Linked DNA regions of Homo sapiens: region 1 is linked to region 2. A link is a loop called in an ENCODE intact Hi-C map of the cell type or tissue named here. Cell type or tissue: Caco-2. All regions are shown on one strand.

What was found. Peaks named below come from ENCODE experiments on the same cell type or tissue, not always from the same donor. Only the 100,000 strongest peaks of a DNase experiment are listed, where the experiment ranks them.
Region 1: it touches region 2 in a loop (3.0-fold over the local background); 1 of 110 quality-filtered maps calls a loop at or near these places.

The regions. Positions count from the first base shown.
Region 1 is chr1:94,607,360-94,609,859 of GRCh38, forward strand. The region is part of intron 1 of LOC105378861 (a long non-coding RNA gene); the gene reads left to right. Among named protein-coding and RNA genes, the nearest start is that of MIR12133, 65 kb to the left of the region's middle. RefSeq lists enhancers at 1,151-1,651, 1,652-2,152. In Caco-2, no CTCF peak of the experiment used is centred here; a DNase peak (open chromatin) is centred at 1,052.
Region 2 is chr1:94,696,985-94,699,484 of GRCh38, forward strand. The region is part of intron 2 of SLC44A3-AS1 (SLC44A3 antisense RNA 1); the gene reads right to left. Among named protein-coding and RNA genes, the nearest start is that of MIR378G, 48 kb to the right of the region's middle. In Caco-2, no CTCF peak of the experiment used is centred here; a DNase peak (open chromatin) is centred at 1,047.

The sequences.
Region 1 (2,500 bases), 90 kb before region 2:
CCTTTTCTTTGAGACATTCTCCTTTCATGAACATTCTCCCTATTGCAATACCCTGAATAAAACCATCTCCTTGATGGTCTGGTGCATTTGGTCTTTCACATGAGCACTGGATGAGGAGTCAAATCTTCTAAGTGAAATTCTGCTTCTACTTGAGAGTAGACTTCCACCTTGCTTTATTTTGCTTTGTTTTGTTTCGAGACAAGGTCTTGCTCTATCAGCCAGGCTGGAGTGCAGTTTTGTGATCATGACTCATTGAAGCCTCAGGCTCAGGTGATCCTCCCACCTCAGCCTCCTGAGTAGCTGGAACTACAGGCACGTACCACCATGCCTGGCTAATACTTTTTTTTTTTTTAATTTTCATAGAGACAGGGTCTCGCTATGTTGCCCAGGATGATCTTGAACTCTTGGGCCCAAGTAATTCACCCGTCTTGTCCTCCCAAAGTGCTAGGATTACAGGACGTTGACTCCCAACATCCTTGGCCTCTGCTTTATTTTTCTTCAACACATCTTATTGCATATTATTTATCATCAGTCCTCCATTAGAATATAAACTCCTTGAGGAATGGGCTTGCCTTCTTGACCACTGCATGTCCAGGGCCTAGCACAACTCCTGGCATGTAGCAGGTGCTCAATTATTAGGACAAATCATGGCTTGGTGACCTGATCCCAGACCGCCTGAGCTTTCTACCACCCTCCCTCGGCACCTCTGACCTTTCTTGCTCTCCATTGTTTCTCTCCCTCTTTCTCTGTGTTCCTGTCTGTCTCTTTTGCTCTAATCTCTCTCTGCCTGCCTCTCCCCCTTCCTCTTTGTGGATCTCTTTCTTAATCCCTCCCTTCTTGTTTTCCCCCGTCTCCTCCTTGGGCCTTGGGCCTGCAGTTCCCTCTTAGCCCTTCAGCTCTTACTTTTCAGCCAGGTTGTTTATCGGGAGGATATGGACCCAGGTGACAGAGCACCAGCTGTGGAATAAGGAATGACCCAACCCCATCTGTGTTTGTATCTGTTGAGTCATACAACTTTAGCACCTTCGGACATTCGTCTGCTCACAGGCTCCTTGAAAGTTAAAGATTTACCCAGAACTGGCCAAGTCCATGTTTTGGTAACAATCAACAAAGTGATCTATAAGCCTTGCTCCAAGCAGATTGCTGAGTGCTGAGAAGGAAAAAAGAACCCGGGTGAGAGGCCCCTGCCTTTCAGGAGCTTCCAGTCTAGTTAGCCAAGGAGGTGAGGCCCACACACAGTCTTACAGGAAACAGAGAACAAAGACAGGTAGAATTTGGGGTGTAGGCTGTGTAAACCAATGGGTCTGGAAAGGACCGGCCATTGCTAACTTTGGAACTTCGAGACACGTGGTCTGTGTGTGAATGATGAAGCAGGGATCAGGGCTTCGACTGCAGACAGGAAAGCAAGAAGTGAGGGTCAGTGAGTTGCAGTGTTCTGCTGGTAACTGCAAGGCTCTTTCGGCCACTGTGGCCCAAGCTTGCCTGAGGGGCCTCCTCTCTTATCAAGGCCCCACACTGTGTCCTTCTCATCCCATCATCGAACTGAGTTAAGGTGCAGGACTCGGTGAATGGAGATTTCCTCAGAACACAGAGTTAGAGCTGATGAGCTGGGCAGCCAGGTGTGGCTGCACAGAGGCGCATAAGCAGTTGTGTCCTGGAGCTGCAGGCCTGATCTAAGTTTCTTCATGTGGAGACTGCATCTCAGTGTATCTGGAGTGAACTCTCCCTCTGGTTTCTTAATAGCTATCCGCTGAATTGATTGAGATAGTAGGAAATTGTCTGAAAATCTTAATGAATAAACCCTGCAGTATGGCTGATGCCTTTTCCTCTGCAGGCTCAGAAAGTTGCCCACAGGAAAGTACAGCTCTGAGACACAGTGGGAGGTGGGTGGCCAGGTTGAGCTGAGAGCAGAAAACAGAAGGTGGTGACTTCGTGCTGGTTGTGGAAACTCCAGGCTGATGGCGATCCATCCAGTGTGAAACTTGTTTATACTGACACAAAGCTGAAGAGCACTTGGCATTCCTTTAGTTACTGCTTTTATAAACAGAGGGGCCTGAAACTTCCTGGGAAATGCTGGGAGCATCGTACGGCCTCCTAAGGTGGCTCTTTGTGGTTCTATAACTCTGGGGAGGCAGGGGAGGGAACGCATACTTTCCTGAGCCCTGGCTCATTTATAAATGTGGCGGGTGAGGTGGCAGAAATGAGTAAACTGAGTAAATGTTCCTCCCAGAGGATGATTCTTGGAGCAAAAAGGGATTTGAGGGTGGAAGGAAGCGATTAGCAGAAAGGGGTGTGGGGGTGCGCACGGGGCATCTCCCAAGTTCCTTCAGGAGGCGAGCTCTCATCTTACAGTCTTGTTGACTCCTGTCCTTGCTCCCATCTAACCTTGCCCAAAATACACACCAAAAACCAAATCCCCCCAGGAAGGCCGGTTCGTTTAGTCACCCCTTCCTTATCGCTGACGGTCTCCTTGCTCACATTTCACTCCCATTGCTGACTC
Region 2 (2,500 bases):
TGGGGAGAGAAAAGGAAGGTTAGGGAAAATTTTGTTTATGGATACAAAGTTACTGTTAGATAGGAGGATTCAGTTCTGATGTTCTGTTGCACAGTAGGGTGACTCTGATTAACAGTAAAGTACTGTATATTATGAAATAGCTAGAAGAGAGGCTTTTTTTTTTTTTTGACAGTCTTATTCTGTCACCCAGGCTAGACTGTGGTGGCATGATCTCGGCTCACTACAACCTCTACCTCCCAAGTTCAAGCAGTTCTCATGCCTCAGCCTCACAAGTAGCTGGGACTGCAGGCATTTGCCAACACAGCTAATTTTTTTATTTTTAGTAGAGATGAGGCTTTGCCATGTTGGCCAGGCTGGTCTCGAACTCTTGGCCTCGAGTGATCCACTGCCTCGGCCTCCCAAAGTGCTGGGATTACAGGTGTGAGCCACTGCAACCGGCCGAGAGGCTTTTGAAGGTTCTCACCAAAAACAGATAATAAATGCATGAGATGATGAATGCACTAACTACCCTACTTGGATCGTTATACAACATATATATGTGTGTGTGATATATATATGTGATATATAAAAATATATATAGTGTGATATACATAAATATATATATTTTTTGAAAAATCAAATTGTAGAATGAGGTGGTATCCCATTATGGTGTTGATTGTATTTCCCTGATGGTTAGTGAGGTTGATTATTTTTTGGAGTAGTGTGTGAGGTATTGCTCCTCACACAAGGGCATTAGCTGTGGGGGTCTGCCCGCAGACCCTGACCCAAACGACGGATGAATAAAATGTACACTGACACACAGATATTCTGCTTTGCCAGTCCAGCTGAGCGTCCGACCGCCTGCACACCAAGAGAGGTTTGTCACTGCGGTCGGCCCTGAGCAGCTTGCACTCCAGGCATTTATTTAGTATACAATTAATAATAGAAGCTTTGAGGAAACACACTTGTGGATAATTAACATTGTTAAGAGAGTAGTTCTACGAATGATTAAAGCTCAGGTACCACGGTCTAAAGTAAATACCATTAGGGGGCAATTTCCCTGGTCGACCTCCCTCACAGAGGGCCATCTGGCTCAAAGGTTAGTTAAAGGAGGTAGGGTAAACAGACTTAATTGGGGAAGCCTCTATTGTTACTAGTATTTACCCTATGACTTAATGCTCTGAGGTAACAGGCTGCCTTCAGCCTGTTCAATTATTACAAGCTATGTAACCTTTCAGCCTTCCAAAAGATTTGTGACTATTTCCTATGACTTTCCCTAATATTTCCCTTTAATATTTCTGCCATCATCCTGAGTGAATCCCAACACCCCATTAATATGTACAATGACAATGTGTCAATAAATAAATCATCTACACATTTTCTTTGACGATGAAAAACAGTTTCTCCATAGCCTTGGGAAGGAGCAGGGAAGGGAGGGAAGAAAAACAGTAAGGAATGCTTAAGTCCGGGGCTCCTGGTATAAAGCTGCCCCTAAGTTAAAAGTTGGGAAGAACCTCAAAGAGTGATTAAGGTATCTTTCTATGTCATGAGTCACCACTGAGAAACATCAAGTGGTGCCTTGAGACCTCCTAGACTTAACATGCTTCCATATATAACTAATAAATTACTAGGAAGAGACTTAGCCCCTTGATGAATGTCTTATTGAGACTGGACAACATAATTTCTGTGAAATCAATAACCAGCCGTTCTTCCTCACCAATACCCTCCCTAGCTAAACATTGTTCATTAGAAGAGATGAAGCAGCTTTGAAACATACATTATCCCCCATCTTTTTAGCTATTGCTGAGAAATTTTGAGTACGAATTAATAACAGGGAAAAGAATCATACTTAAAAGCATGCCGTAAATGGGGCTGTTGAATTTTTGAGTCAACCAGAACCAGAACTAATGTCTGCCTATATGCATGATTTAATTGCTCAAGGTCACTTTCAAGAAGCTGTGCTAAATGCTGACAGACTTTGTTGGAATTATCAGAATTTTTTCAGGCTCAGTCATCTTGGCCTACCTCAGGGAGAAGTCAGATAAAATGTCAGAGGTCTGACTACCCAAACTCCAAGTCACATATTTTCTTCCTTGCCTGTGCTCACTAGCTTCTTCTAAAGTCCATTGGTTTTAGAGTCAAATGATCTGCTTTTGAAATCTAACTTCAACACTTACTAGAGGCTTAAAATCATTTAACAAATATTTATTGAATACCTACTGTGTTACAGGCACTGTAAACATTGGTGAGCATACAGCTCTTTGAGCCTTGGTTTCTTCACATATAGATGGCACTAATAACCCTTCCTTTGACAGTAAACCCAGTAGGGGGCAGGATTAGTGATAGGATTAAGTGACATGGTGGGGCACAGTGGCTCACACCTGTAATCCCAGCACTTTTGAGAGTCTGAGGCACGCAGATCACTTGAGGTCAGGAGTTCAAGACCAGCCTGGGCAACATAGCAAGACCCCATCTCTCTCTCAAAAAAAAAGAACATTAGCCAGGCATGATAATGCACACC